Linked DNA regions of Homo sapiens: all the other regions are linked to region 2. Evidence: chromatin loops called from intact Hi-C (ENCODE). Cell type or tissue: heart right ventricle. All regions are shown on one strand.

Region 1 (5,000 bases), 180 kb before region 2:
CTCAGGTGACATAGGAAATTATCTAGGGACCTCTTGCCAATTTCAAATCCCACTCTTAAACTTATATCCATCTGTATTTGGTTAACTGAGAACTGCCCACCCCCAGGACCCTCATCTGCAGACCTTCCATCACTTTCCAATCTCCTAAAGTTTGGAGAAATACAGTGTAATTACTGCTTTCCAGAAAATAAAGCACTGGTCAGAACCACAGGGATCTTCTTGTGTGTTGTCATTTGGAGCCCCCTGGTAGCCAGATGTTTTCACATCTCTGAGATGGAATGGTCTTTAGTCCTTTCTATCCTTCATCTCTGGCGAGAGTCACGGGACAGTATTCCTGCCAAGTGGTCTTCCAGCTGTGGTTTCATAGTCATGACTGAGAACACACAGCCTCTCGGGGCAGCTCATTCTAGTGTTAGTCAGCTCTTCTGTAGCCACTGATTAATTAATTCTCTCAGCCAGCCTATATTGAATGCCTGCTATGGGCCAGGCTTTCAGAGATGAATAGGACGTGGCCCTTTCCCTTGAAGAGCTTACAGTCTAGTGGGAGAGAAAGATAACCAAGCTATTACAAATGAAAGTTGTCATAGGTATGCGGAGTTAATAAAAAGCTCCTTATTAAGTGTCCTAGTCTGTTTTGTGTTGCTATAAAAGAATACCTGAGGCTAGGCAATTTATAAAGCAAAGAGGTTTATGTGGCTCATAATTTGGCAGTCTGTACAAGAACCATAGTACCAACATCTTTTTTGGTGAGGGCCTCAGACTGCCTCCACTCATGGTGGAAGGCAAGGGGAGCCAGCATGCATAGAGATCACATACAGAAAAAGGAAGCGAAACTCATTCACCACCTCCCTTGCTCCTGCCCCACGATAATCTACTCATGAGGGATCTGCCCCCCTGACCCAAGTACCTCCCTTTAGGACCTGCCTCCAACGTTGGGGATCACATTTCAACATGAGATTTGGAGACGGTAAACATCCAAACTATAGCATTAAGCATTTAACTTCTACAGAGCCATGTATAATATGTCCATCACATATGAATCAGTATCTTATGTGTGTCTCAGGCATCATGCTGGTTGGGAATCAGTAAATAAGCAGAATCCTACCCTTACTGAAGCGGGGAGGGTGGTGGTTTAGCAGCTGTCAGATGATGAATTCTGCAGTCAAGGGGTGCACTCAGAGAACACAAAGCGGGGAGTGATTTATGCTGCCTTGGCAAAAAGGATCAGGGAGAAGCTCCATTGAAGAGAGACCTGCTTGAGAAAGACCTATTTTTAATGAGTATTTCAGAACATTGTTCCTGGAAGCCTCTGACTGGTATACAAAATTACCTTGTACCCAGAAGCCACCGAGAATTAAAGACAGATAACTTTAAGCAGTGCAGATACTTGTTTATGTATCAAAACTATCATTCATAGAGCCTTCATTGCACCATAGGCATTGTGCTAAGTGCTTTACTTATAATATCTTACTTAATCTGTATAATGGCTCTAAGAGATTACTATTTTTATGCCCCATTTCACAGATGAGGAAATTGAGACTCAGAAAGATTAAGTAAATTGCCTTGGGTCCCACATACACAGCTGTTAAGTGGCATATCCAGAACTGAAACCTGGGTCTGTTATCCTCTAAACCCCATACCTGATGAATGAGAGCTAAGTGTTGAATCCATTACCAAGAGTTGTATATAATCCTCTCATTTACTGATACAGGTTGACTATCCTGTATCTGAAGTGCTTGATACCAGAAGTGTTTTGGATTATTTCATAATTTGCAATATTTGCAGAATACATACTGCTTGAGCATCCCTAATCCAGTGATTCAAAATCTGAGATGTCTAATGAGCATATCCCTTGAATGTTGTCTCAGTGGTCAAAAAATTTCAGATTTCAGAGCATTTTGGATTGGGGTGCTCAACCTGTAGAGAAACTGAGCCCCACAGAGAAAAATAACCAGCCTTTAGTCACACAGTGAGTTATTAGCTGAGCTGGTTAGGAACCTAGGTTTGCCACCTATCAGTCATGGGCCCCATCTGTCTGCTGCTCCCAGACTTTTATTATTTTAGCCTGAAGCTGGCTCTTTCTGCTCTGAGTGCTTGGTGATCAATCCACTCTCTTCCCAGGAGGTGAGCTCACCACTCCCAGATGTACTGAATGCCACAGAGCCCCTGAGCACAGCCCAGAGGGAGATCCAGCGCCAGTCCACACTGCAGCTGCTGCGCAAAGTCCTGCAGATTCCTGAGAATGAGTCAGAGCTGGCTGAGGTCTTCGCCTTGATTCATGAACTCAACAGCTCTCGACTTATCTTGTCCAACGTGAGTGAGGAGACAGTCACCATCGAGCAAACCTCTTGGTCGAATTATTATGAGTCTCCGTCCACGCAGTGCCTTCTCTGTAGCAGCCCATTATTCAAAGGGGGACAAAAGTAAGCACCCCTTAACTCTGCCCCTAGCTACCCCATCCCATTTGGCTCATACTGCTCTTTTCTTCAGAAAACATTAAAACTATAACTGTGAAGATGTTATTCTCTGCCGTTTTTAGGCTTCCTTTAACTTTCTGATTGCTGAAAGTAAAGTAATAATTGGTAATTATCATTTCTGTTGAAATGCCTGAAAGTTATCACCAGATTAGGATTTAGTTTACATCTGGACTGCCCCACACAATGTTTAGGTTTGGGAGTTCATTGGGATTGGTTAAATTATGTAATAAATTCAGAGTTACATTAATTGTAGGGATGATTCCACAGATTCCAACAAAGTGGAAATACCTACCTAGAAAATCCTAAGCTCCAGCAAATGAGAATTTGCCATTGATCACTGAGCCCTGGAACTCCATAAAGAAGTCTCTTTCCCTTCTTTTTTTTTGTTGGTGATGTTTCTGGTACTAGCTCCCTGGCTGGGCCCCAGGAGTGCTGGCTGCTGACAGCCAGCCGTCTGCAGACAGTGACTGCCCAGGTGAAGATGTGTCTGAACCCCCATTGTCTGGCCCTGCACAGCTTCATAGACATCTACACAGGTGGGTGCCAACCTTCTCTTCCCTCAGAGCATCCCAAAGCAGGCTTGGGAACTGCCTCTATGGATGAGACCTCTGGCCCTTTGAGGACTGGGCCTTCTCAGATGGGGCTTCTGAGGAAGGGGGAGTCTTCTTCCTAAATGTCTTAGTCCCACAAGATGACTTTTACCTCTCAAGTGTTGAAGCTCTCAACTGGGATCTTTAAAATAACAGATCTTCATTGTGGAAGGGCTGGAAAATGCAGACAAATAAAAAGAGGAAACAAAAAATCAAGAGCATTGCTACTGCCATGAGATAAACACTTATTTAACAGTGTGATCAATCTTCCAGAAATGTTTATTCATCTGTGCAGAATATAAGAAATTATAGGATGTATAGGTTTATAGTCTTTCTTTGAACAAAAGTACGGTTGTGCTAGATGTTGTTTTGGAATGTGCTTTTTAAACTTAGGGGTACATTGTGGGCATCTTCCTGTGCCAGCAAGTAGAGAAGTACATGACCATTTTTATAGGGATGTATGGTGCTCCAGTTTACACTTTTGTGATTCAGTCTTTGTGTACAGCCCTAATTTGTCTTTTGGACAAATACTCAGAAGTGGAATTGCTGCACATTTACCCTTTCCTCCCCTATTATTCATCAACATCAGGCATTTGTGGAACACTCACCGTGTACCAGCCATTTTAAGACTTTGGTTGAATCCTAAGTTTTGTTTGTAGAATTGAGTGCTGAAGATGAAAGTGTATTTTTGATGTATTCTCTTTGTCTTAGAACTTAATGGTGCTTTATTTTGAATTCATGTTTTTAATGTCTTATATTATTAGATTGAGTTTGTACTATTTTATGCTCTTGCCAACAGTTAACAAAAGTGCCTATTACCCTGTTGTCTATCCAGGCTAGTACTCAGGATTATATATTTATTTAGTCAACATGTATTTTAAAATTTACATGTAGTTAAGTGTGTTGCTCCAAGTTCCATAAGTTCTGACAGATGCACTAAGTGGTGTAACTACCTTCACAATCAATATATAGAACAGGTCTATCACCCAAAACATTCTCTTTTACTGTTCCTTTGTATTTAAACCCATCCCTCTCCCCCAACCTCTGGTAACTGTTTGATCTCATCTTTATCCATATAGTGTTCTCTTTCCCAGAATGTCATGTGAAAGCAATTATGGCACGTAGCCTTTTGAGTCTGGCTTCTTTCAGTAAGTTAATCCTTTGAGAGTCATCCATATTGTGTTTATCAGTGATTTATTCCTTTTTATTGTGGAGTAGTTTTCTGTGGTGTGGATGTACCACAGGTTGTTTAGCTGTTCCCCATGGGAGGATATTTGGTTTGCTACCGGTGTTTGGCAGTTACAAATAGAGCTGCTACAAATATTTGTGTACCAGCTTTTGTGTGAACCTAAGTTTTCATTTCTCTTGGGTAAATACCTAGGAGTCAGATTGCTGGGTCATGTGGTAAGTGTGTGTTTAATTTTATAAGAAAACTGCATTACCAAAGTGGCTGTACCATTTTGCATTCCTTCCCACAATGGGTAAAAGTTACAGTTTGCTCTACATGCCAGTACTTAGCATTATCTGTTTTTGTTTTTCAGCCATTCTAATAGGTGTGTCTCCGTATAAACTGTAGAGTCAGCTTGTCAATATCTACAAAGTCCTGCTTGAATTTTAATTGGATTGTGTTCAATCTGTACACATCAATTTGGGAAATTTTGACATGCCTAACAATGTTGAATCTTCCAGTCCATAGTCTTTCTCTCCATTTTAATAGGTTGTCAGTTTTTCTAGTTTCAGCATATAGGTCCTGCCCATATTTTGGTAGACTTACATATAAGTATTTTACTTTTTTTTTTCAGTGCTAAATGACATGGTTCAATTTCTAGCTATTCATTGCTAGTATAGAAGTATAATTAAGTTTGTCTGTTGACTTTGTTTTTGTAAATATTATAATTTTTTTAAGTTTATCAATTTTATAGGTAAAAACTTG
Region 2 (5,000 bases):
ATTGATCTAGCTGAGTCAGGGGAGGACAGGGAAGTGGGAAGCCTGGGGTGGGGCTCCCTGATAACTGCATCTTCAGGCTGCCATTGTGACTGTGGAAACGGGGTGGGGACAATGCGGGGAGGGGGAAGGGATGCTCCATGCAAATTCCCAAACCTGGGCTTTTACTAAAACTACAGCTGCCTGGACCCCTGCCCAGAAGAATGGCTCTTATTCTGTGAGGGTGGGGCCCAAAACATCTGTGTGTTTAGCAAACTCCCTGGTGAATCTGCAGCAGCCAGCTCAGTTCTCACATATGGGGCCCACAGGTTCAGTGTCATTGTAATATGAGGAAACGAAGGCCCAGAGAGGGGATGTGACTCCTCCAAGGTCACTTTGGGAGAGGATGCTGACAGTCCTCCCTTTTCTCCTGGAAGGAAGGAGTCATCCCCCTCCAGCTCCCTCCACCTCCAGTTGAGGCCCTGGGTCTGGGAAGGAATGGCTGGGCCAGGGCGTCCTGAGGGAAGTGGCCTCTGAGACTTTGGTGGCCCTGGGTGGAGAAGGGAGGGCAGGGCTGGTCCCAGGAGGAAGGACAAGGAGAGGGCATTTCCACGGGACTGGACCTGCCCCACCCTGCCCTATGCACACCCCCCAGCACCTGCCAGGGGATGTTTCCTGAAAGATTTAGCACAACCCATGCCCTGAGAAGGCACCACATCATGGCAGATTCGGGGCTCACTCAGCCCTTAGACACCTCCGGCCCCCATGGCCTCCTCCCAAGCCTGTTCTGCTCACCCTGCCGCCACAGTTCTGGGCTCCCAGCCTTTGCTCTGGCCTCCACACTCTCCCTGCCTCCATCCCATCAAGCACCCCACGAAGTTTTATCCAGCCCAGTCACCATCTCTCCTTCTCCTTCCTCTGGGCTCCTGCACACTTTGCACCTCCAGATCCAGCCCCCATCCCAGCCTTCCTTGAGTTCTTGCTCTTTGCATGTCTCTCACTGTCTGGAATGGCATCAGAGATTCTTGGGGGACAGAAGTCATGAGACAGGTCTAGCTTATCACTGAGCCCTCCTTGGAGCCCAGCCCAGCCACAGCATGCCCCAGGGAAGCAGGTGTGGGAAGCAGGTGTGGGAAGCAGGTGTTCACAGCAGCTGAGAGCCTCAATCTCACCTCCCTCCCTCGTGCCCTGGGCCATCTTGGGTGGGTTCCTTTCCTCTGGGCACCTTCTTATTAACGGAATAAAGAGAATAGTAGTGCCCTCAGTGGAGGGGTATGCTGAAGATTGAGAGAGCACCTATAAAAGAGGTGGGGCGTGCCTGGCACTCAGTCAGTTCCCACTGTTAACCGTTGTTATTTCTGGGTGGGTGGAATACTCATGCCCACACAGCCTCCACTCCTCCTTCATTCCAGGGGCACATCTGCTAGGGGTCTTCTCTATGCAAGAATGACAGTATCTGCCACGTACATCCGGAGCACGGACAAGATGCTGTCCTGCCTTCAAGGAGCACACAGTTCTGCAGAAACTTGCTTAGGTGACTTCAAACCAGAGATCTGTGGTGAGGAAGGTGGAGCAGATTGTGGAAGCCCATGGAGGGACCTAGCCCAGGGACGGGGGAGGCTGGGGAGGGTGAGGGAACTTCCCAGAGAAGATGCTGGAGCCATGTCCTGAAGGGTGAGAAGGTGTCACAGTGCGCTCAGTGGGAAAATGCAAGGGAAATGGCCCTCTGCAGTGCCCTTTGGAGTATGGAGACTGTGGGTGTAGACAACCGAGAGAGAAGACAGTAGCTGGAAGGGGACAGAGTGTCAAAAGGGGAGGAGGTCCTAAGAATCCCAGTCACTCCTCGCTGGCTGTCCAGAGACCAGGGACAGGGCAGCACCGACCAGGGCAGGGGAGGCCCCTGGAGGGAACAGAGCACTGTGCTCTGAGTTAGAAGGCTGGGGTGAGCACTGGTCAGAGTCTTGCAAGAAGTCTCTTTGCCTTTGAGTCTCATCATTTTCATCTTCAAAATAGGACTGTTGTAACTAGGACAAGAGGTGTTGTGAAAGCACTTTGTGAACTGTAGAGCATCATTCTCCTGTGAGATAATAATAGTGTTTTAAGTGGAGTCGGTACTTTTTGAGAGTTAAAGGATATCTCACAGGGCATGGTAGACGTACTAGGGCCAAGGACTGCCTGAAACCTGCTCCTGTGCTGCCACCTGCTGGTGAAGGGACACAATGACCACCCAAGCCCTCAAAGCTTTCTGCAGGGGCCAGGCAGGAGCCACTGGGGCAAGTGAAGGCAGGGCTGGGAGGACGCCTGCCACTAAACCCTTGAGGACATCGGTGATGTCCGCAATAATAAAAAACTCTTCATTTTTTACTATTGGCATCTAATTCAAATTTAAAACATCATCCGCAAAGGTGGCAAATGGAAGCCCCCAAGCCTCTCTTGCTTTTCTCAGCCTTGGCCTGTGTTCTTACTGTGAAGGTCCTCCCCTGTGTGCAAGGGGCACACTCCCTATAGACACTGCCCCTGGCCATTCCACACACCAGCAGTGAGGATAGACCCGGAAGGCAGCTGGTGCAGGGATTCTGGAGTGCCAGGCACCCGGAGTATGGTCTAGAGGGAACTGTGGGCTCCGATGGGCACCTTTCCTTGGCCCCGTGGCATCCAGGCCTCTGGGCAATGGATGGGTGACCAGCTTGTCTGGTTGGCCTGGTGCTGTCCTGTTTTGAGCACTGAAAATCTCACACAGGTATCTGGGAAGGTTGGCCACTCTACCGTGGCCTGAAGGTGGCCAAAGCCTCTGCATCACCACTTTGGCTCTGCCCTGCCAGAAGCCAGCAGCTCGGGCTCCAAGGACCAAAGTGTCCCAGGCACTAGGTCCAGACATATGTTTATGGGTAAAGAGACCCTTCCTCCCCTTCCCCATTCTTTAAAGCACTCTCTGGCATGGTGAGTCCTGAGCACTCATCTGTGAGGCTGGGCTGAGGGAAGAGAATGGGTGGGGGACTTGTGGAATAACCTCCACATTGTACAGGGAAACTGAGGCCCAGAGGAGAAGAACCTTGCCCCAGGGCCCAAGAGAGGCTTTAGCTCTTGGCTGCTCAGGCAACCCATAGCCACCCCTTTGCTCTTGTTGAGGGTACCCCCATGTGCCTGGGAGAAAGCTGACCCCATCCCTGGCTCTACAGGTGGGGCATGTGGTCCAGGCATAATCCCACAGTGACTGGCTCAGCCTTGAGCATGTGACCACAGTTGGTCCAATCAGAATGAAGACCAGGACTTTTATTTTGCCATGGGGCAGATCTGGAACTGGAAACTAACAAAAACCTCCCAGCTCAGGGGCTTGACCAAGACAGGGACACACAGAGTGCACAGAAGTTTGTAGCTATTTATTGCACTGAAAACACCAAGAATAAAACAAACGCCCCTTCTTCCCATCCCACCCGCCCCCCCCAATAGCAGAAAGTTTGAGCAGTGTTCATTCAAGTTCACAGCCACATATTTTTAAAAAAGAAAAGAAAAAAAAAAAGAACTAAAACAAAACCCCAAACAAATAGTAACAAAGAAACCAGCACGGGGAGTCTGGCAAACTCATCCCCCAAAAGGGTCTCCCTTTGAAGGGAGACAGGAGGCCTTGGGTCAGGATTCGCACCATGGTGGGCACAAACCCAGGAGAACACTTTCCTGTAAACGTGTTTTCATGCTGGAGCCAAGGTTTTGACTTGGGTTTGGATTTTTATTTATTTATTTATTATTATTATTATTATTATTTTGCATCTAAAGGATGTTTTGGAGGAGCACAGAGTTTGTCTGGTGAGGGTAGGCTCTGGGCAGATTTTTCTGTGAGTCTCCCCTGCCTGCCACATCAGGATCATCCCTGGTGCCCTGTGGTGGCACCAGGTGGCTGCCCACCCACAGGCGTGGCCTTCACAGTGGGGGCCATCTCAGCCTGGGGTAGCGATCTGCCTCCACTTCTCTGGCACTTGGAGAGTGACACAGTGGACAGGAGGTGTGTCAGCCAATGAAAGGCAGGACCTCAGGCTCCTCCAGCTCAGTTTCCTCTGGCAGGGAAACCAAGCTCCAAAGAGGGAAAGGAACTTGCCCAAGGTCACACAGCAAGTCTGGTCAGAGCTGGGAATTGAAGCCTACTCACCCCAAATCACTGCTCTTTCCCCTGCAGTCCACTGCTGAAAAGCAGTTGACAGGCACCGACGAGGGGAATCAGGGGCAGGTGGGGGAGGGGATGGAGCCTGACCAGGTCTAGAAGTAAACAGGAGTCCAGCCAGTGACTATCCCTGCCAGTTCCTGCAGGTAAATTAGGCTTCACATAGCCAGACGTTTGCTCCTTCATCGGCTGGATGGGAACAAAGAACCCTTTTAACCAATGAGGGAACTGAGGCTGAAGAAGAGCTCAGACCTTGCTCGGTAATTACAGCAGCCCCTGGTGAAGGCCACACCCTCACCCTTGACTGGGGATGGCTGTAGGGAACTGGCAGCTCAAAAGGGGACAGGTGGTTTTGCCCCTGGGATAATGGGATCACTGGGCCTTACTGGGAAGCCCTCTGGGCCTGGGGCAGGCCAAGAGCCTGCCCCTGGGCCTGGGCAGCAAGGTCTCTGCCAAGGACAGAGGCCAGTGATGGACCAGCTTGGAAACCAGGAGGCCTGGGCAGCATCTCTCCTGGCCTGCAGACCTGGCGTTGCCTGTCTCACCTGGGCCTGGGCAGCAGGACTTGAGAAAAGAACCCAGCAGACAGCTGGTGATTGGGGAGAGCTCAGAAAATCTCGGATCAAACATCCTCACCAGTTCTGCTCCAACCAACACCCAGGAGGGTCGAGGGTACCGGAGCCTCCTCCAATCCCTGGGGACGTGGCTCTTCCTCCCCTAAAATCCTCCAGAGGGGACAGTATCTCATGCTGGCAAAACACGGCCACACAGAGGCCAAAAGCACAGAGAGGCAGCAACATAATTCCGAGTCGGACACTGAGAATACAACCTCTATTTTTTTTTTTAGTCCAAAACATGTAGATTGGTT
Region 3 (5,000 bases), 170 kb before region 2:
TTCCTATATGATATCCCCAGGGGGTGGATAGCTCCAGTCCTGTCTAGGTGAGGCAAGTGAGTTTTTCCTCCCACAGCCCAAGATTTCATTTAGGGAATGCCAGATGGAAATGGAGGCATTTGTTTATTCAGTTACTCACTTGAAAAATGTATTTATCCAGTGAATAAGTATCAAAAAATATATATAGTAAATATATTGAACATAAACTAAATGCATGTTTTAGACACCTGGGAGATAGTAGTTAAACAAAGTTTCTGTCCTCATGGAGCTCACTTTCTGGTTTGGAGGACACAGGAAACAAATATCTGTCCAGGAGTAGTGAGTGCTGTGAAGCACAGTAAAGCTGGGTAAGAGAGAGAGAACAGTGTCATGGGAAAGGGCATTTGTATTTTATAGAGGGCAGTGAGGGGGGAAGGCCCCTCTGATACAGTAGCATTTGAGTAGAGATCTGAAACCCATGTGGCTTTGTGGAGGAATATTCCAGGCAGAGGGAACAGCTCGAACAGGGTCTGAGGAAGGCTTGCTGGGTATGATTGAGGACCAGCAAGGAGACCAGTGGTGCAGCTCAGAGTGTGGGAGGGAGGGAGGGAGTGGTGGGGTGTATGAGGTCCAGACAGTGCAGGAGGCCGACGCTATGTAGGGTAACATGGGCTATTTTAAGGACTTACACAGAGTGAAATGGAGAGCCACTGAAGGGGTTGGAGGAAAAGAGTGACCTGAGCTAACTTAGGTTCTGAACTGAAAAATTTTCACACAATAATAACATCAAACTCAGATGGCTTCATAGATTAATTAGAACAAATATCCAAGAAATATTATTCCAAACATAGGCAAGTAACAAAAGTGGGCATGTTTCCCCAACTCATCATATAAGGTTGTATAACTTTGGAAACCAAATCAGACATTTGATGTAAGAGAAGAAATTGGGGCTGAATATACTCATGAATATAGATGAAAGTCTGAATAAAATAATAGCAAATCAGATCTAACACAGTAATGCATCATGACAAAGTTAAACACAGGAAAGCAAGGTTGTTTCAGCAGTAGGAAATATGTTAATGTAATTCACTACTTAACCGATTAAAGGGGAAACCCTATATGATAATTTCATTAAATGTATGGGGAAAAAAAAGTTGTCCAGTATGATTCTACACCCATATTTATGATAAAACTTTTAGCAAACAGAACAGTAGGAAATCTTCCTTAACCTTCTTTAGGGTTTAAAAAAAAATCCCATAGATTACTTTTCCCTGTGATCATGCTATGAGGTCTGGTCTACACTCACAGGCAGGGACTGCGCCTTGAATATGCCAGTAGTTGCATAGGAGTGTGAGGTTTCCATCTCTGAACTCTACCATAGTAAACAAGAGCCTGGGACATGAGCTGACTTTCAGGTACTGGACTTGCATCTCATGTGTTCACTGATCAGGCAGGTGCAGAACCTGTAGAGAACAGCTTTGGTGTATTCTGGCAGGACCACTAGACATATTAAGGGTTGAATGCATAGTCCTGTCTTTTACTTCCCAAGTAAGAAACCAGGCAACTAAACCATTTTGTTTGTGTTATCTCATCTAGAGGCTGTTTCCAGATTGATTCAAATCCGCTTGCCTAGTAGTAGTGTTAATAATAATGCAGCTAAGATTTATTGAGCATTTTATTACTATGCCAAGTTCTTAATCTGTGCTAAGTGCTTTACTATATGACTTAATTTTCCCTACAACCCCATGAGGTTTTTATAGACATAGGCACTGAAGCCCAAGGGCCTTGCCCAAGCTCACCCAGCCAGAGAAGGGTGGGGCTGAGATTGACCTTGCTCTTTCTCAGCCGCTGACTGTGGAGTCTGCACCCTAAGCACTGCCATTCTCACCAGTACCTCCTACGACTCTGAGTTCTGTTTCTTCTGATCATATCTGGCCACAGCAAGTTTATGGTTTCCAAGAATAGACAGAGGCCCACCTCCCTGCAAAGGTGCCATCTCCTAGTCCTGCCTGGCACCCGTCCTGTCCCAATCAAGGCTCCTCTGTCCCAGAATGGAGTAGCATTCCCTTCACTCTCAGTTTGCTTGTCTCTTTCCTTCAGTGGTACCAGGTACTTCTTTCATAGAGGTACTTCTTTGTTTTGTGTGTGGAGAGTAGTGTGGTATGTGTGGGGAGAGAGTATCCTGAAGTCTGTGAACTAAAACAGGAAGTTATTGAACAAAACTTAAATATGCTGTTATCCATGAAGAGACTTGTCAGCCCCTCTCTCGGAGTTGTATAAAGGAGGACCCTGTGGTTAGTTTGTGTACTGGGTTGGCATTTCCTGTTCCCTTGCTCCTTGTGGAGAGGATAGACTCAGCTGGCCTCATTCCCCTAGGTGTGCCATTTACACAGAGCATGCACTAAGCACCCCTGTGAGGTGGCAAACAAAGAGGAATAAGGTGAGGAGAGGAGCCTTTATGGGGAGCAGTGGTTCTTGGACTTTAGTGGGTATAAGAACTACATAGGGCAGTGGTTCTCACAACTTTTTACAGTGGAGGGCTTGCTGGGTCCCACCCACAGGATTTCTGACTCAGGAGATCTGGAGTGGGGCCAGGAATTTGCATTTCTAACAAGTTGTCAGATGATACTCTTGCTGCTTGTCCAGGACCACCCTTTGAGAACCATTCCTCTGAGGAAACTTTTTTAAATGCAAAATTAGGAGTTTAGTTCATACAGCTCAAGATGTGGCCAAGGTTTTTACATTTCTAATAAGTAAGCTATACAACTGTGATTGAGGTATTAGGATCCGGGTCACGTTTTGAGAGCCATATAAGAGGGCATTGCAAGAAGAAAAATTGAGTAGCACAAGCGCTATTAATAGATGTCTATAAGAGATAAGTAAATGCTGCCCTGGGTAGAGGAGATAGCTGTGTGCTGATGATGTGTGGGAGGATGTCGGCAATCCACAGGGCCTTGGAAAATGGCTGGAATTTTACTCAATAGGATTCTGCTCGTTCTTGCCAGCCTGGTATCAGCAGTAAGGGTTTGGGCTTTGGAACTAGACCTGTGTTGACGTGATTGTTCTGTCTCTTCGAGTGCTTGAATACTCACCTCAGCCATCCCCAGACTTGTTTTTTAGTAGTTCATTACAAAGTGTCTGGCACATAACAGGTACTCAAATGGTAGCTCCACTTTCTTTGTAAGACAGGGAAAATGACATAAACAAAGGTATAGAAACAGAAGGGATTTAGGAACTATTCATGTCTGGGAGAGTACTATGGTGTGAGGGAAAGAAATGTGACCAAAAGGCAGGTGGGTACAGAGCTGTCAAATTCAAGGCCCTGTGGCAGTGCCTGGCTGTCTGACTTCCCTTCACCAAGCCTTGGCTTCCCTGTGTGTATAATGACGGGGTAGGCTGTTGTGTTGCTGATGTTCTGTGACTCCCACAGTTTGACCTTCTTTATCCTGACCTTCTAGTTCACCTGGCCTGAATTCCTGGGCTCTAATGAGGTAAATGTGGAGGACTTTTGGGCCACGATGGAGACAGAGGTGATTGAGCAGGTGGCATTTCCTGCCAGCATCCCTATCACCAAATTTGATGCGTCTGTTATTGCCCCCTTCTTCCCACCACTCATGAGAGGAGCTGTGGTCGTCAACACTGAGAAAGACAAAAACCTGGATGTGCAGCCAGTACCTGGTAAGGCCACCTGGTGGCTGACTGGGGTCAAAAAAGGGCTCAGTCAAGAGTCTGGGACATTGTCCATGGCAAGATAGCACAGTGGTAGCGAGAGGGCCAGGCCCCGCTGCAGGACTCCTTTCAGAAAGATAATAACAGCCCGTGTCAAAATCCCCTAGAGTTTAAAGTTGTGGTGCAGAGTTTTGAAGAGCTGTCCTCCATCTTACATAGCAGGGGCGCACAGCTCATTGTCAGCCTTCTGGGATACACACACTGAGTAGCAGAACTCCTATAAAAAATGCTGATAAGGCTCCATCCCCAAAGGTTTTCATTGAGCAAGTGTAGGGGCAGGCCAAGGAATCTGCCTTCAAAACAGGCCTCCCAGAGGGTTTTGCAGCTAGTTTTATGGATTAGACATTGAGAAACCCTGGACTAGCGGGTAAGAGGATAGGTTTCTAACAGCTTGAGTTTGATTCCCAGCTTTGCCACTTAGCTGTGTGACCCTCTGTCAGGTCCCATCATTGCCCTAAGCCACTGTTGCTTCTTTTACAAAGAGGGTGCGATAATAGCTACCCACTTCCTAGATCACTGAAGATAAAGTGAGCTAATGCGGTTAGAGTGATAGCCGCCTTTTTTAACTGTAACCCATAGTGAGAAATACATTTTGTGTCATGACGCAGAATGATATTCGTACATATGCAAGTGTGTATAACTGAAACAACATTCCCAAAACAGTATTTTTCTTTATTTTCTATCTTATTTCATTTTTGAATTTTTGGATATGACCCACTCAATTGATATTGTAATCACTTAATATGTTGTGATCCACTGGTTCTCAAACAGTGCTTCCTAATATTAGATATTGAGGCTGGGCACGGTGGCTCACGCCTGTAATCCCAGCACTTTGGGAGGCCCAGGCGGGCGGATCACGAGGTCAGGAGATCGAGACCATCCTGGCTAACACGGTGAAACACCATCTCTACTAAAAACACAAAAAATTAGCCGGGCATGGTGGCGGGCGCCTGTAGTCCCAGCTACTCAGGAGGCTGAGGCAGGAGAATGGCGTGAACCCGGGAGGCGGAGATTGCAGTGAGCCGAGATCGCGCCACTGCACTCCAGCCTGGGCGACAGAGCGAGACTCCGTCTCAAAATAAATAAATAAATAAAAATAAAAAGATACTGAGGTCCACCTCATATTCCTGCTAATATTTTAAGGGCCCAGGCATCTTTTTTTTTTTTGAGACGGAGTCCTGCTCTGTTGCCCAGGCTGGAGTGCAGTGTTGTGATCTGGGCTCACTGCAACTCTGCCTTCCGGGTTCAAGCAGTTCTCCTGTCTCAGCCTCCCAAGTTGCTGAGACTATAGG
Region 4 (5,000 bases), 190 kb before region 2:
ATGACTCACCTTTTGTTGTATTGTTCTAGAGTTCATACTGGCTAAAATTAGCCCAAGAAATATGTGGCATAGTTCCCAATGAGTTGGATAAAACAAAAGATAGTATATAAGGCTGTTTAGCTCAAGGCTTCATTCTTAAGGCTCTCTGATGGCAGCAGTTGAGGTCTCTCTGAGCCTGCAGCCTCAGAGAATTTTGAAAGTAACATCTAAAATGAGTAGGCTGAGTTAATGAAATGTGAGATCACCAGGTAGAGTTGTTTTGCTCAGATTGCTTAAATTACCCAATCTTTCTGTGGTGATTTTTGTCTAAAATAGCCTACTTAGTAGGCAGTGTTTGCTCAAAAATCTTATCTCAAAAAATGAGTTTAGTCTCCTGTTTTTCTGCTAAATTTTCCCTCTCCTGCAGTAAATAAGCTCTGTGCACTTGACTTGGAATTTTTCTCCATGTTAACTCACTCTTAGGGGCTATTATGTGTTAGAATCTGAGAATGCTTTACCAAAGAGCTCTTAAGAGGTCACCTGTTACTGGCTCTTTTTTTTTTTTTTTTTTTCCAGACAGGGACAGGGTCTCGCTCTGTCACCCAGGCATGAATACAGCTCATGCAGCCTCAGCCTCCTGGGGTCAAGTGATCCTGCCACCTCAGCCTCTCGAGTAGCTGGGAACACAGGCACACAGGCTGCATACCACCATGCCTGGCTAATTTTTTTTTTTTTTTTTTTTTTTGTAGAGATGTGGTCTTGCCATGTTTCCCAAACTGGTCTTGAACTCCTGGGCTTAGGTGAGCCTCTTGCCTCAGTTTCCCAAAGACTTAGGATCACGGGCATGAGCCATGACGCCTGGCTGTTACCAGTTCTGAACTAGAAGTGCAGTATGCAGATGGCTTTGGAAATGTTGAGGGGTTTTTGGGTAGTAAGCGACTGGGAGATAAATCATTGAAATTTAGTGACATTGGCACAGACACTAAACTTTCTGTAATGTGCAGGGAGGTCCTACACACTATAGAATTAGGTCACCCAAAATGCTGTCTGGCTCCTGTTGACAAATACTGAGAGCCCAACCCTTTGCTATTTCATAAGGGGAAATGAGGATTCAATTGAAGCTTGCCTTATACCACATAACTAATTAGGAGTGGAGCTAAGCTTGATAGAACCCAGCCTTTATGTTTCCTAGTTTACAGTGCCCTTTATGATATACATGGTGGGTAGAAAACCTTTCTGAAGACAACCACTATTTAAAAACATTTTTAAAAGCGTATGTGTGTATATATAATACTATTATTTCCACTGCAGTGCTAATTGGATAAAAGCTAAGACACCAAGGACTTTTTAAAGCCAGGTCTAGCTGAAATAGCAGCTGCCATTTTTAGTGAGTTTGAATATTTGTAGCACATAATAATGCATGAGTTAATTTGATCCAGTGCAAAGTATGTGACATATGTGCAAGTCATTCTTAAGACTCTCCTTAAAGAATCTGGGACAAAAAACAGAATTTTTCCCAAAGGAGATGGGAAAATTTGAATCTGTCCACATGAGGTTGCGGCCACATTGGGATTAACTGAATCTCATAAAAGGACCACCAAGGTGAACAACTTAGGGCTTTTAGGCCCTGTATGGCAGTATGTCACCCTCTTTCTAGACACACAGAAGTAGCCTTTGAATAATGTAAAACTAAATGTAAACCTAAAAAATGCCAACATTTGGTTGATGAAACCTGGAGAAGCTTTTCAATAAGAATTCATTAGAAGATGAACAGTTTTATTCAAACGAAGGCATTTAATGCTATAGTGAAAGGAACCTGTAGCCAGAAAACTTAGATTCAGGCTAGTTTTACACTTGAGATCTTAAGTTAACTTCTTCCTTTCATGGACCTTAGTTTCCTTATTTATTGCCCATATGTTATTAAAAATGAGAGAATGTTTGTGAATGTCATCAACTGTAAAATCCCTTATGTATACAAGGTATTCTTATTTTTCTAGGAAAAGCCAGCCAAAGTAAAAGTGGAATTGGCTTCTGGCGTCTCTTCCAAAGGCTCTGTGGTGAAAAGAAATCAGCAACCTGTCACCACTGAGCAAAATTCCTCTAAGGAAAATGCCTCCAAACTGACTCTGGAGAATTCGGAAGCTGTAAGCCAGCTCCTGAACGTAGCTCCTCCCAGAGAAGTAGGTGAGGAGAGTGAGTGGGAGGAAGTGATCATCTCCGATGCCCATGTTTTGGTTAAGGAAGCTCCCGGGAATTGTGGTACAGCAGTCACTAAGACGCCAGTCGTCAAAAGTGGTGTGCAGCCTGAGGTCACTCTGGGGACAACTGACAATGACAGTCCTGGAGCAGACGTACCAACACCATCCGAGGGGACAAGTACCTCCAGTCCACTCCCTGCTCCTAAAAAACCTACAGGGTAAGTCAGTGTGTTTGTATAATATAGGGCTTTGGAAATGCCCCATGTTTCTTTTATCTCATGTCTGTACAGCATGCCTGAGAGAGGCAGCAGAGACCAGGCAATGGTTCCTGTTTTAGAGATACAGAAACCAAGGCCTAGAGATATATAAAGATTGTCCCTTCCCCCGGACTCTGCTATTCATGTACTGCTGTCAGATTACTTACACATCTCTTCTTGTCAGTCTCCCTAAAGCATTAATTAGAGTCTTGCTGGTATAGGCTCTGGGCAGTATTAAAACTATGAGTTACCAGTCCTGGATACTGGATTTGGAAAGAGAATCTTTATTAAAGCATCCTGTAGAAAGAGTTCTGGCCTTATAGTCAGAGAACTCAGTACTGGTTCTGACTGTTTCTGGCTTCTGTTTGACTTTGGGCATTGTCACTTCATGTCTCTTCACCTCAGTTCTCTCCTCTGAAGAATCTTGAGTTGGATATTAGAAAATCTTATCCTCACAGGCTGACTGTACAAACTGAAGATTGTATATAAAACATGCAACCAAGTACCTTGCAAGTCGGAGGAAGTCACTATCTTTTTCTCCCCTTTTCCTCCTTAAATGCTTAATTGGATTCTGTGTATATCCCTTCCCTGAGGAAGTTGTGTTCTTGTAACTGAAGACCCTTATTTGTATCAATGGTTCTCAACTGGTAACAATTGTGCCCGCAATGAACACCAGAAGCCAATTCCACTTTTAACTTTGGCTGGCTTTTCCTGGAAAAATAAGAATACCTTGTATACCTTGTATGCAAATATGTATGTGTGTGTGTGTATATATATTTTTCCCATTTTTTTTTTAACACAAATCATAGCACAACATACATACTTCTACATCTTGTTTTTTATTTTTATGTTTATTTTTATTGTTTGAGACAGGATCTCTCTTTGTCATTCAGTCTGGAGTGCAGTGGTGCGAACACAGCTCCCTGAAGCCTCATCCTCCCAGGCTCAATCGATCTTCCCACCTCAGCCTCTGGAGTAGCTGGGACTACAGGCACGCACTACCACACCTGGCTAATTTTTGTATTTTTTTTTTTGTAGAGATGGGGTTTTGCCATGTTGCCCAGACTGGTCTTGAACTCCTGGGCTCAGGTGATCCGCCCGCCTTGGCCTCCCAAATACATCTTGCTTTTTTTTGGGATGGAATCTCGCTCTGTCGCCCAGGCTGGAGTGGCGCCATCTCGTCTCACTGCAAGCTCCGCCTCCCGGGTCCATGCCATTCTCCTGCCTCAGCCTCCCGAGTAGCTGGGACTGCAGGCACCTGCCACCACGCCTGGCTAATTTTTTGTATTTTTAGTAGAGACGGAGTTTCACCGTGTTAGCCAGGATGGTCTTGATCTCCTGACCTTGTGATCCACCCGCCTTGGCCTCCCAAAGTGCTGGGATTACAGGCGTGAGCTACCGCGCCCGGCCCCATCTTGCTTTTTTTAAAAAAAATCATGTAGCAATATACTTTGGCGATGGTTTTGTATATTTAAAGGATGAAGCTGTGCACTTTAGACCTTTTGTTTGAGACACGTAAATCACTCTAGCAAATGTTTATTGAGGCCTCCTCTGTGGTATAGGCCATGTGCTCAACATTGGTGCTGCAAAGATGAAGCAAACATGGACTCTGTTCTCTAGGGTCTCTAAGCTGCTGTCATAAGTATATGCTCTAACTAGAGGTAGATTAGATGTTACAGCTATAATAGCGATTGGCATTACACGCTGTAGACATCGTTTTACACTTCTGTGTCTTCGCAATGACCCCATACTGTATAGGTAATTACTGTTCCATTTTACATATTAGAAACTTGAAGTTAACAGAAGAATGAAATTACTTGTCCAGGGCCACACAGCTATTTAGTGGTTGAATTTGAACTCAATCTGTCTAAAGCTTGACAGTTTAACCCCAATACTATCCTCTAAGAAAGCACTATGTAGAGATTGCGCTTTGGTTTTCTTCCCTTTGTTCCAGAATTTCCAGATTTCTCTTCTTATTCTTTTCAGAGCTGACCTGCTTACCCCTGGGTCCAGAGCTCCAGAGCTTAAAGGCAGAGCACGGGGCAAGCCCTCATTACTGGCTGCAGCAAGACCCATGAGAGCAATTTTGCCAGCCCCAGTTAACGTGGGGCGAGGCAGCAGCATGGGACTGCCCAGGGCCAGGCAGGCCTTTTCCCTGAGTGGTAAGGGCTGGGACATACCTGGGATGGAGGGGCTGTCTGACAGGAAAGGGACAGGAGTGGGGGGTTGAGAACGGACATAGAGACTTGGGGAGACTCTGAATGCACTTAAGTCACCAGTTTGGCTCCTGGTTCTCTCAGATAAGACTCCCTCTGTGAGGACTTGTGGTCTGAAGCCAAGCACACTGAAGCAGCTGGGCCAGCCCATTCAACAGCCATCTGGCCCTGGTGAGGTGAAGGTAAGGCCCATTTTCCAGAGTGGGAGCTGTTTGAGGGTCTGGCTGCTTCCATGTAATGTATCAAAGCTATAGGTAAAGGCACATCCCATTTCTTACACGTTGGCAGACCTCTGGGTGGAGGTTAACATGAATGATTTATCTGTTTTTTAAGTAATTTCTTAAAACTTA
Region 5 (5,000 bases), 57 kb before region 2:
AAGAGTTAAATGTCTGGACTCTGATGTTGGCAGCTCCAACCCAGCTCCACCACTTCCCAGCCATGTGACGCTGGGAGATGATATGACCTGAGCTCTCTGAGCCTCAGTACCTTCAACTGTGAAATGGGGACACATGTGCCTACCTCACAGGGTTGTGGAGAGACCTGAATAAGCCATGCCCACAGGCATTTTGTCAAGCCTCGAGCAAAACAAGAAAGTGCCACAAAAGGTGACTGATCCAGCTGGGCGCGGTGGCTCACGTCTATAATCCCAGCACTTTGGGAGGCCAAGGTGGGTGGATCACCTGAGGTCAGGAGTTTGAGACCAGCCTGGCCAACATGGAGAAACCCAGTCTCCACTAAAAATACAAAATTAGCTGGGTGTGGTGGTGCATGCCTGTAATCCCAGCTACTCGGGAGGCTGAGGCCAGAGAATTGCTTGAACCCGGGAGGCAGACGTTGTGGTGAGCTGAGATGGCGCCATTGCACTCCAGTCTGGGCAACAAGAGTGAAACTCCATCTCAAAAAAAAAAAAAAAGGTGACTGATCCTCAGGTGTTACCAAGAGCTGCTGTCATAGAAGTCCACCATCAGGGCTGGAGGGAAGCTCACCAACATGCTCATTACACAGCCGGTATGACTGAGGCCAGTGATGGAAAGGAACTTGTGCAAGGCCTTGTGATGTGTCAGCCACAGACTGGGACTGGAACCGAGGCTTTCTGTCTAGACTCATAAGCCCATGCTCTTCCCCAGAGGAGGGAACCAGGCTGAACAGACCCCCGTGCTAAGACCCCCCTCCCCCACCCACGCTTGTCAGAGCCGGAAGTTGCTGCTCTCAGTGGGGCAGGGGGAGGGAACCGGAAAGGGAGCCTGAGTGGGAGAATTCCCAGGAGGCCGCTCAGCCCTCACTCAGGCAGGGCAGCGGCCACCACATCTGGCTCTCCCACGCTCCTGGCTCTGCCCCCACTCCCAGGCTCCCCAGGCAGAGTTGTGGGGTGGGGGTGGGGGGTGATGAGGAAGCAGCACACATACCCCAGGCGCTCACACAGTCATCTTAGACGTCAGGACCCTAAGATATGTCCCTTCTGCTGGCATGGACACTGAGGCCCAGAGAGTGGAGGGGACTTGTCTGAGGTTCACGGTGGGGCTGAGGGAAGCTAGAATACAGGACTCCTGATCCCCAGCTCAGTGTCCTTCCACCCATGCATGCCCTGAGCAGAGCACGTAGATCCTTGTGCCTGTGGCTGGGGAGCCAGAGAGGCACAGAGTGGGAACTGTCCCCCTACCTCCTGGACACTCAGTGTAGTGGCTTTCTGAGTGGGCAAAAGACCAGCAGGGGCCTTGGGCCACATTCCCTCCCTAGATTCTTAGGACTGTCTTACTGAGCCAGACTGTAGCCACCGAGGTCTGCCAGGGTCCCAGGAGATAAAGGCTTCAAGACACTGCCCATTCAGCCTCTCCTTGCCCCCTTGCTGGCCTCCCTCTCAGCCCCAGGACCGTGGGCAACTTGAGTGTGTCCATCTGGTACACGCAGATGGCTCATAGATCCCCAGAAGAGCAGGGCCCTCACCCTCACTGAATACACTGGCTCCTAAGGTCTGGAGAGCACCAGAACTTTTTTGAGGGCACACAGCAGGCCTAGGGTGGGGCCTCTCCATCTAACACCCAGTTATCACTAAGATAACTGTTCCTCCAACCATCCATCCATGCGATAGAAGTTAATTGAGGACCTACTATGTGCCCTGTCCTCCTGTCCTCACAGAGTTCACAAGCAAACACCGAGGAAACCACAAATTAATAATATCAAATTGTGATGAGTGTGATGAAAGAGACAAAGAGAATAATGAGCTGGGTGGATGGGAGTTCTTGTTCAGGTACAATAGGGCTTCTGTGGGGAGGAAGCAGGCCTGTGAGGCCACACACATTCAGGAGTAGGAACAGTGTTCGAGGCAGGGGGAAAAGCATCTGCAAAAGCTTGGAGGCCAGAGAGATCTTGATGGGTTCGAACAAAGAGAAAAGAATGGTTGAGGCAGAGAGCCGGCAGTGGGATGGAAGATTGGAGAGGTGGTCAGTGGCCAGGCATCAGGGCTTTGTGGGCTCGAGGGAGTCTGACTTTTATCCTGAGGGTCAGTAGGGGCCACTGCAGGATTTTAAACAGGGGACTGATGAGACCAGGTCACCCAAGTGCACTGTGGAGGATGGACGAAAGGGGGCAGGAGGGAGGCATGGGACGAGTGTGGAGGCTGCAGTGGCCGATCATGGACTGAACACTGCACACACACACACCCGTACTCCGTGCTGCCCCCAACTCTTTATCCACCTGAGAGGCTGCAGGAATGCATCTCAACAGGGAGTTTGGGCTTCTGTGTCCCAGCCTGTGCCTGGCCACTTGACTCACAGTATGGCCTTTTTCCTTCCCTGGCCTCTGTACCCTCCTCAGCACGGTGGGTCAGACACAGTGCTTCTCTGATAAGGACATCTATGCCCTGGGCCTCTGGTTCTAGCATCCCCTCTACTACCTAAGTGTCTGTGTCCTGGGGACTGCCACCCTTCCCTACCCCTCTGTTTCCCTAGGATAATCAGTGGCATCCGGGCATTACTGAGACAAGGCAACAGTACGGCGAGTCCTCCAGCAGTACCCAGGAGTGCCAGCAGGTGGCGGCCCCAGCCCCTGGAGGGGTAGGAGGAGAAGAAAGGTGTTGGGAGGAGAGAGGCCTCTGGAAGGCAAAGATGCCTCACAGGAGTCCCCCGCATCTGTCCCTACCTGGAGGTGGGCAGGGCAGGAATTAAGATCCCCGATTCTGAGGTGGAAGCAGGGACTCAGAGAGGGGAGTTAATGTGTCCAAGGTCACAGAGCGAGACTAAGGCTTGGCTGGGATGGGCCCCCCATCCAAAGCCCTTGGACTACAGTCCAGAGAGAGCTTCAAGAGGCTGGCAGTGCAGTGCAGTGGGCCTAACACTGGCCCTGGTGCCCACCAGCTTCTCTTAGGCAAACTATTTGCAACAGAAAGCTGAGCCCAGAAACTTTTCTCTTCTAGGGCCATAAACCTGATTGAAAAACCAAGTTATCACTAAGATCTTTATGAGGCCATCAGCTCTGTGCCCCACCCCAGGAGGCCCTGGCTGGGTGTGTGAGAGCAGCCTGGAGGGAGGGCTTCCAGGGGGAAGAGGGGCCTACCCAGGAGCCAGAGGAAGGAGGGGTCCAATAAACAGCCACTCCTAGGGGCAGGCGATATCAGAGAGGAAGAGGCTGCCCACAGGACAGGGTAGACAGGGCCTTCTCCACGCACAGAGCCATGCTGGACTGCTATCCCAGTCCCAGAGAGCACAGGGGGAGACTGAGGCCCAGGGGCTCAGGGTCACAAGGCGAGTCAGAAGCCAAGGTGGGAAGACCTGCAATTTCAGACTCCCAGCCTGGGTCATTTAAACAAGGTTACAGTGTCCTGGTTGGGGGGAAACTGGGGATGCCACATCGGGGCTGGCTCAGGACTTCTACAGGGGGTCCACCTAGGGTTGAGGGCAAAGGGAGAGCAGAGGCTTTTTTGCATGAAGAAATCAGAGGAGGAAGAGGAACCAGCTATTTGTTTAAGCAAAATCCCAACTAACAAACTAGGGGGCAGGGAGGCACACACAGCTCGCTATCCTGGCAGCGGGGGCCAGATGTAGAAGAAAGAGAAACTTTGGCCCGGCACGGTGGCTCACGCCTGTAATCCCAGCACTTTGGGAGGCCAAGGCGGGTGGATCACCTGAGGTCAGGAGTTCGAGACCAGCCTGACCAACATGGAGAAACCCCATCTCTACTAAAAATACAAAATTAGCCGGGCGTGGTGGCGGGCACCTGTAATCCCACCTACTCAGGAGGCTGAGGCAGGACAATCGCTTGAACCCGGGAAGCGGAGGCTGCAGTGAGCCGAGATTGCTCCACTGCACTCCAGCCTGGGCAACAATAGCAAAACTCTGTCTCAAAAAAAAAAAAAAAGAAAGATAAAAAAAACCTTCCAGCTAGGATATTGACTTCTGTGTGACTTCAGGCAGATGACTTTGCTTCTCTGAGCTCCAGCTTCCTCCCTGCAAAATGGGGCTAACAATCAACCCCACCTCGTTGTGCTGCTGTGAGGAGGAACTGAGATAACACATGCAAAGGGCTTGGGATGATGCCTGGCACTTAGTAAATGCTTAATACACAGCAGTGCTATTGTTGTTGTTATTATTACTCCAGCAAAATGTCAAGGGCCAAACCCTGAAATCTCAGAGAGAACTGAGCTAGGAGTCAGAAAGCCTAGTACAGGGGAATCCACAGAAGTGTGGGGGCCCAATCCAGGATGTGTCCGTGGAGTGGGAGGGACATCCACCCTGGGAGGGCACACTACTAAGGGGACCACAGAGCAGCTGGAGGGGCTCCCCAGGTCGTGCGGGTCCCTGGCTCTGCCCTCTGCCTGATCAGGACAACAGACTTTGCTCCGCTGGGAAGGGACTGCCGCTTTGGCCCCCATCTCTCAGCCACCACCTAGTTCTGGCCACCATCTCCACCACTCCTGGACCCCTTCCCGGCTTCCTGCTGCTCTCTGGCGCCCCGCCTCTCCTCTGGCTCATTCTCCACACACCAGCCACAGCTGTCTTCCCGCCACTGCCCTCCGCCACTCTACCCCTAGATAATACCCTTCCACACCCTCATCAGGCTTGTCCCACCAGGGCCTGCTCTGCCCCTTGCCGGACTCCTCTCTTGCCCCTACCACTCCAGACTGGCCTTTAAGTGCTAAGGGAACAAGTGTCCCCTCGGGCCTCAGGGCCTCTGTTCATACTGACCCTTGACCCCTGCCGCCCTTCCCCACTCCCCAGGGCCTTGACTCACGTGTCACTTCCTCCTGCAAGTCTTCCCTGACTCCTCCCTCTGGGTCAAATCTCCCTATTCCTGGCCCTTGCCAAGATGTAACTTTACCTTTATTTGTGATTATTTGATTCATACCTGTCCACCCCCGCCAGACCCCAACTGTAATTACTG

The links. Hi-C counts contacts between places; a loop is a spot of excess contacts. Peaks named below come from ENCODE experiments on the same cell type or tissue, not always from the same donor. Only the 100,000 strongest peaks of a DNase experiment are listed, where the experiment ranks them.
Region 1: a loop joins it to region 2, with 2.3 times the contacts of the local background. A loop is called at or near these places in 36 of 110 quality-filtered maps.
Region 3: it touches region 2 in a loop (2.1-fold over the local background); 14 of 110 quality-filtered maps call a loop at or near these places.
Region 4: a loop joins it to region 2, with 4 times the contacts of the local background. A loop is called at or near these places in 29 of 110 quality-filtered maps.
Region 5: a loop joins it to region 2, with 15 times the contacts of the local background. A loop is called at or near these places in 98 of 110 quality-filtered maps.

Annotation. Positions count from the first base shown.
Region 1 is chr5:150,034,515-150,039,514 of GRCh38, forward strand. It overlaps HMGXB3 (HMG-box containing 3), which reads left to right. Exons shown (of 20, transcript NM_014983.3): 12 at 2,122-2,423; 13 at 2,886-3,013. Among named protein-coding and RNA genes, the nearest start is that of HMGXB3, 36 kb to the left of the region's middle. RefSeq lists enhancers at 703-752, 873-1,082. In heart right ventricle, no CTCF peak of the experiment used is centred here; a DNase peak (open chromatin) is centred at 2,228; H3K27ac peaks cover 880 bases.
Region 2 is chr5:150,216,156-150,221,155 of GRCh38, forward strand. CAMK2A (calcium/calmodulin dependent protein kinase II alpha) reads right to left here. Exons shown (of 19, transcript NM_015981.4): 19 at 3,336-5,000. Among named protein-coding and RNA genes, the nearest start is that of SLC6A7, 29 kb to the left of the region's middle. In heart right ventricle, CTCF peaks have their summits at 2,192 (motif pointing left) and 2,399; a DNase peak (open chromatin) is centred at 2,186.
Region 3 is chr5:150,042,029-150,047,028 of GRCh38, forward strand. It overlaps HMGXB3 (HMG-box containing 3), which reads left to right. Exons shown (of 20, transcript NM_014983.3): 16 at 3,438-3,657. Among named protein-coding and RNA genes, the nearest start is that of CSF1R, 42 kb to the right of the region's middle. In heart right ventricle, no CTCF peak of the experiment used is centred here; no DNase peak of the experiment used is centred here; H3K27ac peaks cover 3,516 bases.
Region 4 is chr5:150,022,286-150,027,285 of GRCh38, forward strand. HMGXB3 (HMG-box containing 3) reads left to right here. Exons shown (of 20, transcript NM_014983.3): 7 at 1,977-2,395; 8 at 4,421-4,596; 9 at 4,735-4,832. Among named protein-coding and RNA genes, the nearest start is that of HMGXB3, 24 kb to the left of the region's middle. In heart right ventricle, a CTCF peak has its summit at 2,476; no DNase peak of the experiment used is centred here; H3K4me3 peaks cover 504 bases; H3K27ac peaks cover 4,118 bases.
Region 5 is chr5:150,159,145-150,164,144 of GRCh38, forward strand. No RefSeq gene overlaps it. Among named protein-coding and RNA genes, the nearest start is that of CDX1, 5.1 kb to the right of the region's middle. RefSeq lists enhancers at 926-995, 1,782-2,691. In heart right ventricle, CTCF peaks have their summits at 2,636 (motif pointing right) and 4,585; DNase peaks (open chromatin) are centred at 949, 2,231, 2,647, 4,547 and 1 weaker place; H3K4me3 peaks cover 65 bases; H3K27ac peaks cover 5,000 bases.